Regions from separate parts of the Mus musculus genome. Here all the other regions are linked to region 1. Evidence: chromatin loops called from intact Hi-C (ENCODE). Cell type or tissue: heart. All regions are shown on one strand. Links, peaks and the distances in the headings refer to the core of each region. The heading gives the core; the rest is flanking DNA. Region 1 overlaps Gm14170 (a long non-coding RNA gene). Region 2 holds the start of Scand1 (SCAN domain-containing 1). Region 3 overlaps Phf20 (PHD finger protein 20).

The links. Hi-C counts contacts between places; a loop is a spot of excess contacts. Peaks named below come from ENCODE experiments on the same cell type or tissue, not always from the same donor. Only the 100,000 strongest peaks of a DNase experiment are listed, where the experiment ranks them.
Region 2: a loop joins it to region 1, with 5 times the contacts of the local background. A loop is called at or near these places in 7 of 42 quality-filtered maps.
Region 3: a loop joins it to region 1, with 2.3 times the contacts of the local background. A loop is called at or near these places in 8 of 42 quality-filtered maps.

The regions. Positions count from the first base shown.
Region 1 is chr2:156,391,101-156,396,426 of GRCm38, forward strand. All of the region lies in intron 2 of Gm14170 (a long non-coding RNA gene), which reads right to left. It overlaps Norad (non-coding RNA activated by DNA damage), which reads right to left and starts at 1,879. Exons shown (of 1, transcript NR_024329.1): 1 at 1-1,879. In heart, for the core only: a CTCF peak has its summit at 3,401 (motif pointing left); no DNase peak of the experiment used is centred there; H3K4me3 peaks cover 598 bases; H3K27ac peaks cover 882 bases.
Region 2 is chr2:156,309,737-156,315,062 of GRCm38, forward strand. Scand1 (SCAN domain-containing 1) reads right to left here and starts at 2,968. Exons shown (of 2, transcript NM_020255.3): 1 at 2,766-2,968; 2 at 2,110-2,666. The coding sequence starts at 2,612. The coding sequence ends at 2,184. It overlaps Cnbd2 (cyclic nucleotide binding domain containing 2), which reads left to right and starts at 2,737. Exons shown (of 13, transcript NM_027585.2): 1 at 2,737-3,063. The coding sequence starts at 2,797. It overlaps Phf20 (PHD finger protein 20), which reads left to right. Exons shown (of 18, transcript NM_172674.2): 18 at 1-217. In heart, for the core only: CTCF peaks have their summits at 2,416, 3,071 and 3,703 (motif pointing left); DNase peaks (open chromatin) are centred at 2,365 and 2,815; H3K4me3 peaks cover 2,163 bases; H3K27ac peaks cover 1,950 bases.
Region 3 is chr2:156,299,321-156,304,646 of GRCm38, forward strand. Phf20 (PHD finger protein 20) reads left to right here. Exons shown (of 18, transcript NM_172674.2): 16 at 3,463-3,859; 17 at 5,311-5,326. Among named protein-coding and RNA genes, the nearest start is that of Cnbd2, 10 kb to the right of the region's middle. In heart, for the core only: no CTCF peak of the experiment used is centred there; no DNase peak of the experiment used is centred there.

The DNA.
Region 1 (5,326 bases), core at 1,926-4,425:
CATCTAGAGTCTAGATGTTGAAAATTTAGACATATTTGTCCATTATATACAGTATACACACAGCAAAACAAAATGCAAGAATATAAAAATGGCATCTGAAAAGGTCCCATATACACACACACTACATGGCCGTTGTCACTGCCTCCCAACACCTCCTCCAAACCCCGGAGCAAGTAAAGACAGTACTGCTCAGAGGGCTCATCACCCCACTCCCCAAAGACAACGACTCATGAGTGTTTGCAAAAAGATATTTACAAAGTGATATTTCACTACCTCTACATTTAACATACGTTGGGCACTTCTAAACATCTAGATAGACCAGATGTTTCAAGTAAGGACTGTTGTCCACTATATACACAGCAGTCAGTAAATGGCACACGTAACAAGAGTAATTACAACTTTAACACAAAATGTAAAAAAAAAAAAAAAAAAAAGTGTTGTTCTACTAACTCTACTTTGTCATACACTGGCAACCTCTTTAACATCTAGAGTGACTAGATGTTGTAAATTAGGACCCCTTTGTCCTTTACATACACTATGTACAAAGAAAAGCCAAACAAAATGGGATAGTGGGAGATAGTGGTTCCTTTCCACTCACGGACCACAGTAGCTTAGAGCTCTGGATTTCCTTCTGGGAACCAGGGCACAAACACAATGCGGTCAACTCAGGAGAGGTTTGGCTTTTCTTCTCCAAACAATAATTCAAATGAATCCTAACAAAAAGGTATTTACAGCATGTTTACTACTTATAAAATATGGCAGGCACTTCAGAGCAGCTAGAAAGACATTACCCCCAAAACCTGGCATTTTCAAACACACTCAAATACACACACACAGGCACACACGCAAACATGGTGTGGGGGGTAAGAAATGAGGACTAAAATGCATACACAATACAATAGGATAAAAAAGAGAGACACGTCTTCTTCACACGACCAATCTGGCTCCGGGCCTCTTCTTCCTCCTGCTGGATCCTCTAAGGTACTGAACAAACAGGGACGAGTGTCGCTCCTGGGTCTTTCTAGAGGCGGCCTAAACAATTCCATTTCAAAATCACTTGCAGAAGACGTGTCCACGATCTTCTTTTTATGGCGACTGGGTATTCACGTCATCTCCTACCTCTCCTTTACCCTGCGTCGGCAATCTCTACAGTTAGACGTCCAGATTTAGCCAGAAGTCTAAAAAGGGTCGGGGGAAAGGTTGAGAGCAGCTTTTTCATATTATATACACAGGACTTCTACGGCGACAGCGTTTCCGAATGGCCGCCTGCGGTTGTCGCGTCTCGGCTTCTCTCGGGTGGAGGGAAGACCCGCGGCCCAAGAATCGATCGTTCCTCTCGCCGTGATTCGGGGCCCCGCTCACCTTCGTCCAGGCCCATCGAGGCCTCGGTTCATCCAGGTCTGCGTGCTCGGCCACGGGTGGGCCTCCCGTCCCGAGCCGGCGATGGCAGAGTGTTCTTGCTCAGACCCGCCGCCTTAGGCCGCAGAAGCCCCGAAGGCCCAGCCTTGGCCTTCAGGTGGATGCCATTCTTCCCGTCATGCCACGCTCGCCGCCACTTTCGAGGCGTCCTCGAAGGCCTGGCTGGGACTCCTCGGTGGGCCCGGCCCTGGAGAGAGGGCGCCGGTGGAGTCGGGGAGGCCGCCGCCATGCAGGCGCATCGTTGGCAGGGCAAGAGTCGCTGCGGAATGGCCGCGTGGCCTAGCCGGTGGCTGCCTCGAGGGCGAGGGCTCCTGGCGTCCGCAGAGTAGGGACCGAGGCTGCTCCCGGGCCCCTCGGGCTCACCCGGCGCGGGCCGAGGCCGTGAGGGGCCCGGGGCGAAGAAGGCCACACTCCCGAGCTCGCTGCGCTCTCTGCCGGAACTGACTTGGCAATTCTTCTCGCCCAGGCTGGAGCGGCACCGGAAGCCCGCAAAAACACCACCGGAGAGCTAACGTTTCCCCAACTGCAAGGTTCCGGCCGGGAGCGGGGGGGGGGGGGGGGGGGGGGAGCCTGGGGTTGGGGGCGGGGGTCTTTTTTTCTTTAAGTCTCTTTACATCTTTTGTAGAGACTAGAAGGCCAAGGGGAGAATAAAAGGCCAAAAGTGAAAAAGAAAAAAAGAAAAAGCCCACACTAGCAGTCCCAGCAATTTGTGATACATTATAAAAATAATTATAGGCAAACGCCTAAGGGCCTGAAGTACTACACTAGTCTCACTAGAAGTGGTGTTATAAACTAATTACCTAGTAAGATAGTGAACTGCTTGCCTCTTATCTACTCAAATACAACCCCATAGAATTTATTATTCCATGAGGCTAAGAAGGCAAATCGGACCCCTCCCCCCACATCACCCCTCTCACAGTTTCTGTCCACGGTGGTGTGTGTGTGTGTGCGTGTGTCTGTCTGTCTGCCTGCCTGTCTGTTTCTGTCTATCTGTGTCTGTGTAAAAGTTTTAGATGCCCTGGAACTGGAATTATAGACAGCTGAGCTGAGCCATCTCTCCAGTCCCCTGGAACAAAGTCTTGAAGGAGGCAAGGGATAACATAGTCTCACAGAGTGTGTGTAAAGAGCCTCCCTAACAGAAGAGAACAGCAAACAGTTAACAGGCTATGAAATGGACCACATAGGCCTTACCTGCTCCACAAAGAGCTAAGGCCAGGGAAGAGAGGAGGGTTGGATCTGGTCAATGAATACAAGACAGAAATGAGAGCCACTGAAGGGCTTTGAGATGTGCCATGAAAGTCAGCGGAATCAGGGACAAGGTCAGAGATGAGAGCCCTTACAGCAGATGGTGACGTATGGTATACAGTAGTTCTCCTGACCCTGGGTTCCCTTTTTCGTTTCAGCTACCCAGAGGTGAACTGCTTCCCAGAAACACTAAGTGGATAATTTCCCAAATAGTCACTGTGTACGTTTTACATTGCCCATAGTCCATGATGCCCCATACCATCCTTCCAGGATGTAATGTGTGCTGTTGTTTACTGCTTCCACTCACTGGTCAGTTAGTCACTCTCTCAGTTATCCGACTGACTATGATCAAACCACACAGCAAGTTCCAGGTTGGCCAAGGCTGTGTAATAAGCACTCTTCTGCCCCACAAAACATGCCAATGGCAACACTATCCTTGGGCCTGGAGAGATGGCTCAGCAGTTAGTGCTTGCTCTATCAGTGGACTAGAGTTTGGATCCCAGCACCTACATCAGGAAGCACAAGATGCCTGTAACTATAAGGAATCCAAAGCCCCTTTAGCTTCTGTTAAAACGCACACTCACATACGCACACGCACGAAAACACAAACACACATGTGGGCTGGAGAGATGGCTCAGCAGTTAAGAGCACTGTCTGTTCTTCCAAAGGTCTTGAGTTCAATCCCCAGCTACCACAGGGTGGCTCACAACCATCTATAAATGGGATCTGATGCCCTCTTCTGGCATACAGGTGTACATGCAGATAGAGCACTCATACATAAAATAAACAAATTTTTAAAAAAAGACAGAATAAAATGTCATAAAATCATTTTTTATTTAATTATGGTTCCAAAGTACAATGCTATAGTGGTTTTAGCAAATTGGACATCACAAAAAAAGCTATGAAGTGCTTCCTTCAGTGAAAAAGATGAACTTTTCTATTTAGTAAGGAAAGAAAAAAACGTGTATGTTGAGAATGATGAGCTCTATAGTAAGTATAGCCCTCCCTGACAACTGTGCTGAGGGTGGAGCCCACAGCCATGGGCATGCTTAGGATTTGCTCTGCCACTGAGCCACCTCTAGCCTAAGCTTACGACTCTTGATGTAAACACACACAGGATCCCAGTCAGAAAGGCCTTTCTGATGAGAAGCTGCAAGAAGACCACAGACTCTTGTCTACGGTAGATGACCAAGGGCCTGAGACAGGGGAATGACTGGAGGGCTAGAAAACTGAAGCAAAGGTCTCTAGCATTGCAAAAGAAGTGCCTGCCAGACTTAGCACCTGCAGAGCAGGAGTGATCCCATGGGGGAGGGTTTCAGACATGAAGGAGGGCTGGGCGGATAAGTGGGCACAGTGACATATCAAGGAATCAGCCATTGTGGTCCCTTTACTGCACTCTGGCTTCCCCCACAGCCAAGCTAGCTGGTATTCCTGGCACCCAGAGACAGCAGTGATACACATTTCCCGCTTTCTTTCAGTGATGATTTCTTAAACAATTTATTTTTATGCACTTTATATGCATTGGTGTTTTACCTGCATGCACGTCTGTGTGAGGGTGTTGTATCCCCTGGAACAGGAGTTACAGACAGGAGCTGCCATGTAGGTGCTGGAAATTAAACCTGGGTCCTCTTAAAGAACAGCCTTAATTGTTAAGCCATCTCTCCAGCCACTTTGTTGATTCTTTTAGACAGGATCTCATCACTATATTGTCCTGGCTAGCCAGGAACTCACTATGTAAACCAGACCGACTTTGAACTCACAGAGATCTACTCGAGGCTGTCTCCCAAGTGCCGGGCTTGTGCTAACACACACCCAGCAGGGCTTCATATGCAGATGTATTCATTGGGCATGTACTCTGGGCCAGGCACCTTAATAACTGAAGACTTTATTTTTGTTGTCTTACTTGATTTGCAAAGCAATCCTGTGAGGTATGTTGTATTACTCTCCTTACAGATAGGGGGCTATGTAATCTGTCTAGTTCTCAGGAAAAGCCTGTAGTTTAATCCAGGTCACCTGACCCCAGAACTCCCTGGAGCACTACAGAAGATTCTAAGGCCTGAGCAGACACTTGCACACAGAAACTCACAGCTTAGACTCGGAGCAGGCAAGCTAAGAAAAGCCTTTGAAGGACTTTCTATCTTGGGCCAGGCTAGAGATAATGGGATGCAGAATTCTGCTCAATTGGGAGGCAGCTTCTGGGCTAAATCTAAATGGTGCCGTTCAATTCTGAATATCAAGGCTGGGGTGCGTAAGTCCAGAAACTCTAAACAAGAATCTGAGGTCAAAGGTGAGCCAGTTCTATCCACCCTGTCCTTGTGGCTATCTCACATTAAGGATAACATGGGAGAAAAGGTACCAAACAAATGTAGTGAATGTTGCTAACACTTCTCCTTGGAAGCCATCACATGTCAGCCCTGTGACACACAGTAGTGTTTATTAGGGCAAAAGCTCTAAGCTCATTAGCAGGAAAGAGTGCTGAGCGTCAAGCCACCCACACATCTTGCCAGAGAAAGAAACAGTGAAGCCTTCCCTGGGCCTAGACATGCAATACCCACCTCCTTATCAACAGATCTGCACCCAGGCAGATCTGATTGGCAGTTGTGTGGAGGTGTCCGCCAACAACCTGATCATAACCCTCACTAGATCACTGCTTGAGTTTAGG
Region 2 (5,326 bases), core at 1,522-4,021, 82 kb before region 1:
AAGTCACCTTGACAAAACAGTTCTGGTTTGATCAGTCATTCTTTAGTATGTATGCAAGGTGGATCCTGGCTGAGCCAACATTGCACTGTGGATACGTATCTGTGTTTACACGCTATTAGACAGAAGGCACTGTACATATGAGTGTTGCTTTCAAGCAATATTTGCAAAACATGCAAACTTCTGTATCTGGAAAAATAAAAACAGGTTCTTGTTGCTATGTGTCAGTCACATTACTGAAGTATAAAAGGTTGTGGGCTTTGTTGGTTTAGTTTAGTCTCACTATATAGCCCTGACTGGCCTAGAACTCCCAGAAATCCCGTCTCTGTTCCAAGTGCTGGTTTTAAAGTCCTGTACCACCACACCTGGTTGTTCTTTAAACAAAGTCTTGCAATGTAGTCCAGGCTGGCCTTGAGCTTATGCAACCCAAAGTTGGGCTTCAAACTTAAAATGATCCTGTCTTGGTCTCCGAGTATACCACCATAACCCAGCAAGGATTAAATGTTTTATGCATTATGGTGAGCTTGAGGCCAGCCTGGTCTACAGAGCGAGTTCGGAGACAGCCAGGGCTACATAGAGAAACCCTGTCTTAAAAAATAAAGTGCCGGGGGCTGGAGAGATGGCTCAGCGGTTAAGAGCACTGACTGCTCTTCTGAAGGTCCTGAGTTCAAGTGTGGCTCACACATTGCAGTGGAAGCTGCAGGTTTACTGCATTTTTGGTTGCTGGACACAGTGCAAGGCAGGACAGGCTGTTTCCCTAGACTGAGACTTACCTACTGCGTTCAACAAACCCAGGCTTCCTATAGACCTGAACTACCCCTCAACTAACACCCATGCCTGGGCAGAATCCTCAAAACTGGTTGTCTTCATTTCATTGCAAAATTCAAACAGGAGCCTCACAGTAAGTTCGTATTACTCATGCATTCCAGGCTCATCCCGGGGGAAACCATTGAGCAGGTGGAACATTGGAGATTGAGGAGTTTACTCATTGGTTTAAAAAATGGGGCAGAGAGGGAAGTCTTGCTCACAAGTGTGCCTCACTCCAGGGAGTTCTCTCACAGAGGAAGTTCATGAGAGGCTGATAAAGGAGAGGAATGGGCATCGGTGTCAAGGAGTCCGAAGTCCGAGGCGTCTTTTCATGATACACATTTCCGTCATGGCCATTGGTTTGTTTTTAAGGTCATGAACGCTAAATAGTTTTATGCAAAACATTTCTCAAATGACCAACACGTGTATATAGAAAGACAGGAGGCCCTGACCCATATAGGTTAAGGCAAGGAAACATGCCGAGCCTTCTCAGTCCCTGTCACAGGACACTGGATACTCTGTGTGTGTGTCTAACAAATGTGAAAGTAGAGGTCATATGAGATGGAGAAGTTAAGTGGAAATTATGTAAAGTACACATCAACTTCTCAAAAGAAAAACTGAGAAAAGCTGTTTTCAAAAAAAAAACTTACCAGGTAACCGTTGGAAGAAGAGGCTATTTCCAACAAGATTACTGGGAAAACACTGTTGTCCAGTTGTACTGATTCCAGTTACTGATCTTTAAGCATAAAGTGAAACGAGAGTTCGCTTTCCTTGGCAATATCAGTTCTGTTGCTTGAGTTTGTTTTTGAGAGGGTCTACATAGCCCTGGCTGGAACACACTATGTAAAAACCAGGCTGGCCTCAGAGACCCTCCTGCCTCTGCTTCCTGAGTGCTGAGGTTTAAAGTATGAGTCACAACAACCAACTAAATAAAGCATTTAATAGGGCCAGTTATTTTACTGCTCAGCTTCGAAACCGCTGTGTACTGCCATCTGCTGAAGCTCGGATACTAGATAGTGTGAGGCAGAGGGGAGAATAGAAGGCTAGAAAACTGAAACCTCATTAACATGGCCTTTTGCAAAACAAAACTCATGCAGGTTTAGAAAAACTGAATGTGGTCTAGATCTAGGTAGATTTCCTGCCTAAGGGCACAGCTTCGCGCAAATGCAGTGGTCCAGGAATAGCTAATCAAAAGCCTTAATCTTACAGGTTCCCAGAATCCTCTAGCTATCAGCTGGAAAGGTGGGCAACAAGTTCGTAAAATAAACCCAATAAATAAAGAACGAACGCAAGACACAGCAGACATGGGAGCTGTCAAAATTCAACTTTTATTAACTCAGGGGTAGGGTGTCAGTCCAGGGAGCCCCAGGCTCCGCCGCTCAGCCGGTGATGCGCACGTCCGCGCGGCGCCGCAGCCGCCGAGCCCGGGCCGCCTCCGGTAGAATGGCCTGCAGCTGCTCCTGCACCAGCATCTCCACGATCTGCTCCTTGGTGCGGATGTCCGGCCGCAGCCACTGGCGGGACAGCTCCCGCAGCTGCCGGAAGGCTTCCCGGGGCCCGGCCGCGTCCTGGTAGCGAAACTGCCGGAAGCGCTGGCGAAAGGTCTCGGGGCCGGGCCGAGAGGCTCCGGGCCGCAGGGCGGCGTCAGCGTAGGGCGCCGTGTTCAAAGCTGCGGGCGCGCCGGGGAGCTCCGGGGCCGGGGAGCTCCCGGAATCGGGCGACGGGGCCGCACAGTCGCCGGCTCCTTCCTGCTGCTCGGGAGGCGCCGCGGGGCTTTGGGGGTCCTGGCTGGGCTGCGGCGCCGCCATGACTACGGCTGTTGGCGTCCCCCTTTGTTTCGCAGTCCGGCGCCTCGCCTGCGTCTGCACCGGAAGGAGGTAACAGAGGGCCGCTGAAGGGCAGGGCCCGGGCACCCCAGCGGGACGCGGACTCAGGACAGGCTGCGGGCAAGCCCAGCTTACCTCGACCCGCGAAGCTCCTCGGTGGCCGGAAATGAACCGATCCGCGAATCCGGAAGCCGCCTCCTCTACCAGTCACGTGAAGTTTGATCTGGGGAAGTCCGTAGACATCAGCTCTACTGACACTAAGGATGGCGGCACTGCAAGGTCCCCATTGGAGCCGGCGGACAAGTCGGACACGACAGAGTCGAAATCTGAGTCGGGATCGGATTCCAGATCAGAGGAAGACAAGGAGAGTCCGGCCTCGATTAAGGAGATAAAGGCGGAGACACCCCAACCGAAGGACCGCCCTGGCGTGCAGGTGACCTGCGCCTCCTAGGGTAGATGCTGGTCCCTACTTGACCAGGCAGGATCTGGGGGTAGCGCTGACAGTCCTGGGTAAAGGAGGGTGATGGTTGGCTAGGGGATTGTCGGAGCTTGGGCGGATGCCCTGGGTGGGACAGCGGGACAGGGGCTCCAATTACTTTTAAAAAGATCTCTCAAGCCCGTAATCCTAGAGCTAAAGGACACCTCCTGAGCTATAAATTGAGCTGAGAATCTCATTAAACACACACACACACACACACACACACACACACACACACACACACACACACACATATACTGTCGCCTGCATAGGTGCAATTGATTTCACTTTATTTTGAGAAGGACAAAGTATTTGGGCAAGAGTCTTCAGACTTTCCTGCCCCCAAACAAGTGCTCAGGGCTTCTTTGTCATTGTTTTTGCTTGTCCTCGAAAACCAAGAGAAAGAGATTCAGTGGGTACTACTTTAACTTTAAGATTAATAAGTGGGGGGCTGGAGAGATGGCTCAGTAGTTAAGAGCACTGACTCCTCTTCCAGAGGTCCTGAGTTCAATTCCCAGCAACCACATGGTGGCTTACATCTACAATGGGCTCTGATGCCCTCTTCTGGTGTGTCTGAAAAGAACAGCGGTGAATACATAAAATAAGTAAATACATCTTTGAAAAAAGTTTAATAAGTAAACTGTAATTAACGATGTCCCAGATGGTGGCCATTAGCTTCTTGTATTTACTGAATCTTTGAAAGGTAAATACCCCGAAATTGAGATGTATTAAAATGTAGAATTACGCATGTGTCTGTAGGAAAAGAAAAATATTTTGTATTTATTACATATTTGAGTATGTTATGTAATTTTGTATATATGGGGGTCAAATAAACTATATTATTAAATTTTACCTGTGTCTTTTTACTTTTAAAATACAACTACTTTGAAATTTTTAAATTACACATACAGTTTATAGTATATCTTTGTTGACTAGCTGCTGTCTAGAGTGTCGGAATCAGGTGTCAGGAAACATCTTTTCTTTGCTTTAACACCCCCAGCAATAAATAGTGCCTGCCTCACAGTTGTCAGGTGGAGTAAATCAAGCTCTGGAAAAGACAGAGCTTTCAGAGCTAGGGAGATGGAGCGGTTGGTAAGGATGCTTGGGATGATGGGATGAGATGAGCGTGGTACCCAAGCATTGTGAGTCCACAGCTCTGGGCAGCCCACGAAGTTCTAGGCTTCTATCCTCCTCCGGACAACTAAGTCTTCCAGAATGACCGGGTTCATTCAGCTTCTCTTGGCTTCTGACTGAATTGCTCTGCTTGGCCTCATACTAACTTTGGCACTCTCCTCCTCCCCCTCCTCCTCCTCCTCCTCCCCCTCCCCCTCCTCTTCCTCCTCCTCCTCTTCCTCCTCCCCCTCCTCCCCCTCTCCCCTCCTCCTCCTCCTCCTCCTCCTCCTCCTTCTTCTTCTTTTCTTGAGACAGGGTTTCTCTGTATAGCCCTGGTTGTCCTGGAACACACTCTGTAGACCAGGCTGGCCTTGAACTCAGAAATCCACCTGCCTCTGCCTCCCAAGTGCTGGGATTAAAGGCGTGAGCCACCACACCCGGCTCTTGGCACTCTGTTCTAATCTTCTGGCTCATTCTGTCTTCACCTATGTCTGTCAAACTGTCCTGTTAAACTGCCAAAAACCCAACACACCACCACACCTTTTTTTCCCTCTCTGCTCTTAAGTAGTCTCTTTTCCAGTGCTGCTCTCCTGTGAGTTGGGCATGTCCAATCTCTGACTCATCCTGTCAAATCTTTCTCTGATTCAACACTTTGTCTGCCCCTTAATTTTAGATGTCACTTTCAGACCAACCTGCTTCCTTCTATAAACTAACCTTCCTTACCATCATTGTTAAGAGATTAAGGTATGTACTAAGGGATTAAAGGAATGTCATTCCAGCCGGATCACATAGACCTAGAAGGCCTTTGGATGTGATCCCTCGCTGGAGCAGCCATGTTGCTGGATTAAAATTCTACAGGTGCTTGCTGTGTAAGCATGAGGGCTTGAATCTCCCTGTGCCCATGAAAAAGCCAGGCATGGCTGAGCTGGCCTACACCTTAACGTTGGGCCCAGGTAGAGATCAAAAGAACTGCGTGGTTAGCCTATCCAATACGTACTTCTAAATTCAACTTGAGACCCTATCTCAAGGCAATGAGGAGAGTAATAGAGTAGAGCGCCCTCTTCTGGCATCTTCATACCTGTACACTCGCATGGATCACACACAC
Region 3 (5,326 bases), core at 1,839-4,338, 92 kb before region 1:
TTTGGGTGTACAGTTACTTGTTTTACACTGAGGTTTTTTGGGGGTTTTTTTGGTTTTTTTTTTTTTTTTTTTTTTGGTTTTTTTGGTTTTGGTTTTTTGAGACAGGGTTTCTCTGTGTAGCCCTGGCTGTCCTGGAACTCACTCTGTAGACCAGGCTGGCCACGAACTCAGAAATCCGCCTGCCTCTGCCTCCCAAGTGCTGAGATTAAAGGCGTGAGCCACCACGCCCAGTGAGTTTTTTTTTTGTTTTTTTTTGTTTTTTTTTTACATTTATAGTGAGGGCTTTTTAAATTGTGGTAAAATATACATAATGCCAAATACCAAATTTGCCATCTGAACCTTTCTATTTATATCTATTTATTTTTTCTTTTTATAATAGGGTATCTTTATTTAGTACTGGCTGTCCTGAAACTAGATATGTAGACCAGGTTAGCCTTGAACTCACAGAGATCCTTTTGCCTTCTGAGTGCTGGGATTAAAGGCATGCAGCACCTAGCTCTTAATTCGACCAGTCTGGTCTTGAATTCCTGAGCTCAAGCAATGGTCTTGCTTTGGCCTCCGCCATAGTTGGGATTACAGGATTGAACGCCATGTCTGTTTTGTATCTAGCCATTTTTCTGTACATTTCTGTATTGTGAAAATCATTACACAGGCATGCAGCCAGTCTCCAGAACTCTTTTCATCCTACAAGACTGATTTCTCGGTGCATTAAGTAATCTCCAGATGTCCCATCTCCTCAGCCCAGCGACATCATTCTGTTTTCTGTCCTTATGAATTCCACTTCTAGATACTTCGGGAGAAACCATGCAGTACTTACCCATGGTTTATTTCACTTGGTGTAATACCGTCAAGGTTCTTCTATATTGTATTAGGACTTCCTTCCTTTTTTTTTTTTTTTTTTAAATCATTTTTTTTTAAGATTTATTCATTTATTTATTTATTTATTATATGTAAGTACACTGTAGCTGTCTTCAGATGCACCAGAAGAGGGCATCAGATCTCATTACAGATGGTTGTGAGCCACCATGTGGTTGCTGGGATTTGAACTTCGGACCTTCGGAAGAGCAGTCGGGTGCTCTTACCCACTGAGCCATCTCACCAGCCCCCGACTTCCTTCCTTTTTAAAGCAAAATGTCTAGTATTTGCATTTCACATTTTGCTTATTCTTTCATCCTAAACTCTCATGATTAATAGGCAAAGAAGCTTGAATCTGCTGCCAGAGGGACTGGCAGGTGGCTCAGCAGTTAAGAGCTCTTGCTGCTCTTCCAGAGGGTCTGTGTTCCGTTTCCAGTACCAGCATTGGCCAACTTAAAACCAGATGGTTATAACCCCAGCTCTAAGAGATGCAATGGGTGGTCTCTGAGAGCATCAATGCATACACATGTACACACATACTTTTTAAGAAATGATTTATTGATTTTATTTTATGTGCATTGGTGCTTTTGCCTACATCTCTGTCTCGTCTCTGAAGGTGCTGAATCCCGGGAACTAGAATTACAGACAGTTGTGAGCTGCCATGTGGGTTAAACCTATATCCTTTGGAAGAACAGCCAAGTGATACATATATACACAGCCATGCCCAACAGCTGAGCTACCCTCTGCCCCCTTAAAAATAAAAGTTTTAAAAATTCTTCTGGGCGAGCCGTTGTTAACACCTACTTGTCGCTGTCAGAGCTTTGCTCATCCAGAGGTTCTGGGCCTTCTGGAGCTGGATTTGTGTAGCCACTTGTTTCCACCTGGGCTCTGGGGACACTGTCACCCCACTGCACTCACTGTGCTCCCCAGCCACCGTTCACTATCACCCTTTTCTCTCCCTCTGCCGCCACCTTTCTCTTTCTTCCTTGTAGTGATCAAAGGTTGTAAGAGAAGTTCTCCGTACTTGTGAAATGAAAGGTGAGCAGGTGAGAACTGAAAGGTGAAGTGAGTCACTTTTTAGTTTAAAAAGTGTGTGTGTGCATTCAAATTCTGCTCCAGGAAGCAAGCTGGGGAGACAGCCCAGAGTGTGCATGACTCCTGGAGAGGATCCATGTGTGGCTCCTAGCACCTATTTTGTACAGCTCACAACTGCTAGTAACTCCCCAACTCCAGGCCTCTTCTGACCTCCTCAGTTTTACATTTTTGTGTGCCACATACAAATGCTGGGCACAGACATATAATTTAAAAATAAAATAAATCTTAAAAATGATGATACATTTAGATAGATAGATAGACAGACAGGCAGACAGATAGTTAATTTGGGGCTGAGAGAGTAAGTAAATGCTTGCTTAGTGTGCTCAAAGCCCTGGGTTCAGTTCCTAGCACATGTATACATATATACACAGCCATGCCCAACACACACACACACACACACACACACACACACCTCCACATACTTTCCATGCACTTGTTCCCACCTAGAACAGTAAACTGAAATATTTTCTCTTGTTTTCCAATTTTATAATTGTGTAAGATGGAATAGATGAGTGTAATGACTCTGTTGGGTTAGAAGTCCAGGAGCAATGGTTCCAGGGGACTGTGGCGTCCTTCACAGTGTTTTGTGCAGACACTCATGCAGTCCTCCTGCATCAGATGCAGAGAGGAGCCTGTCCTCCTGTGTGATGGCATCTCTACCCTTTACTGACCCTGGCCACTTTTTTCTTTGGAATGCTGAAAATAGAATGTAATTTTTTTATTTAAAGAAATGCTGGGCGTGGTGGTGCACACCTTTAATCCCAGCACTTGGGGTCAGAGGCAGGTGGATCTCTGAGTTCAAGGCCAGCCTGGTCTACAAAGTGAGTTCAGGACAGCCAGGACTACACAGAGAAGCCCTGTCTCGGGAAAAGAAAGAAAGAAAAAAAAATATGATTAATGGCCATCCATACTCACCCCAGCACTACTGCACTTTAGTGGTTGATAATTGGTTGATAATTGGTGATTATCAGTGCTGTCACATGCCAGGGTGATTATCAGTGCTGTCACATGCCAGGGTTACTTTGGCAGTTGATTGAGTTTAGGTTTTTGTTAGTAAACCAAATTTGCTTTTACTGTGTTGTATTTATGAGTGCATGTGCCCCGGCATATGTGTGCAGGTTAGAAGAACATCTTTTGGTAATTGGTTCTCTTCTATCATGTGGTTCTGAGCATCAGACGTGGCGTGATGTATCAGGCGTGGCGTGAGGCACCTTTAAAGTCAGAGCTGGTAGCTGACAGTTTCCACTAGTAACACTAGTTTCCAAAAGAAGCCAGAAGGAGCCTGAGCTCACTGGCTGCTGTTGAGCAACCAAGTTTAGTTGCATCCACTGTGCCTGCAGTGGGAGCCTAGGGAAGTGGCCTCCTAAGAGACTGAAGGTTCACATCCCAGTGTGGTAAGTGGGTAGATATCCCAGGTAGAGGCCACTGTCCCTTACTGGAGAATGTTTATGAGAGGAACTCTGCAGTGGTACCTGCTACTCTCAACGCTGTTTCTTGTTGCCATCCCCACAGAAGCAGAGAGCATCCTGATCTGCAGCTATGGTGCCAGCCCTGGAAACAGCACTCGGGGGAGGGAAGAGCACATCCCAGACACATCCACATCACAGACGCCAGGAGCGAGGAGTCCCCAAGCTATAGAACTTTGAATGGGGCGGTGGAGAAGCCATCGCCCCTGCCCCGATCTGTGGAGGAGTCTTACATCACCAGTGAGCATTGCTACCAGAAACCTCGCGCCTATTATCCCGCTGTGGAGCAGAGGCTGGTCGTGGAGACGAGAGGCTCTGCCCTTGATGCTGCAGTCAGCCCCCTCTGTGAGAACGGCGACGACTCCCTCTCCCCTCGCCTAGGCTGGCCCATCGACCAAGACAGGAGCAGAGGCGACATAGATCCCAAACCCAGCTCCCCAAAGGTAGGTGTTTGCCTGTACTTACTCCTTCCTTGATGGCTGTGCTGCTGAGTCCTGGGCCAACCTCCTGTGGAAGACATTTCTTCATAGACATATTAAACTTGCTCATCAGAGAGAGGGCTTTTGGTTTTTGTTTGTTTTTGTTTTAAGGTTAAGATGTGTACAAAGTTAAGGGACCTCCTTTAGTCCCAGGAAATTTCACAAAATGGCACAATTGCAGGGTCAGGAACAGAGAGAGGAGAAGCTTAGAAGTTGATTCAAACTTGGAAAAACTATAAGGAAATTTTTTTCTTTAATATCATTTACATCGTAATTGTACCTAGGTGCTAAATTATTAGCATGAACTTAAGTCAAGTATGTTGTTAGATAACAATGTTTTTAAGAAAATTTTATTTTTTTTCCCAGACCCGTCATTAAAGTCTTTGCTACTCTGAGCATTTTCCCCAGGATCTAGCCTTATGTTTGGTTTGTTATTTAGTTTCTGTCATTATTAAGTAACTCTGTTCTGAATGCTAGGTAGCATGCCAGAGTCTCCATTTTTACTTCTTCATGAGTGCCACTGTGCCTCTCTTCTGTGCAAGAGGCCTTGTGTGGTTTCAGGTCTCTGCCCCTGTCATCCCTACTTTCTTCCACTTTAGCCTATGGATTGATTGGCCTCAGCAGCTTAAGTGCACTGCTGTGTCTTGCCAAGAGGCGGCATCCCAGCTCTGCTCCCAGGGTGTGGTCTGCACCTGCAGCTTCTGTCCTTGCCAGTGTCTATGGAAGTCTACTTAGGGTGTGAGGATAGCCTTTTTGTAGCAGATTAGTTTCAAGTCTAGGTTCAGTCACTTTGGTTTTGGCTTTCCTCATCAGATCCAAGGAAGCTTTCAGGACATTGCTTTGTACACAGGAAGCCCTAAATGTTACCATGAATTGTTATCATCCTAAATAAATGAATAAAAGTTTGAGATCTGAAACTATAGTAAAAGGCTAGCAGTCCTGTGGAAACACAATGTAAAATCTCCAAGTTCTTTTTCTTATCAAGGGAACCCCCTGGTAAGCTGACTGTATACCAGCACCATAGTTTCATCCTAATGTTACCTGGGAAAACTGTATCCTTGTTGCCGATAGGGGAACTACCTCACCAAGGCCACATATTCACTAGAGACAGCCAGGCCTCACTAACTGACTCTAATAACCTAACCATCACTAGCACTGCTCTGGGCAGCCCTTGGGCTTCTGAGAGGCCTGCTTCAGGCCGGGCGCTGGGCCAGCCAGAGGAAGCATCTGAGCCCATGGGTGCTGTGGTGCCTGAGCCCCATGGGTGCTGTGCTGGCCTGAGGCTGTACTGTGAGTGGCAGCTGGAGGTTGGGCGCACAACTGCTTTTTCAGAGGGTTATAATGCTGACTAGTTGGAGAAAAGCTGGCTGGCTGCCCAATGATGTACACATCACTGCATGCCCCCCCCCCCCCAGGTGAGAGAGTACATTT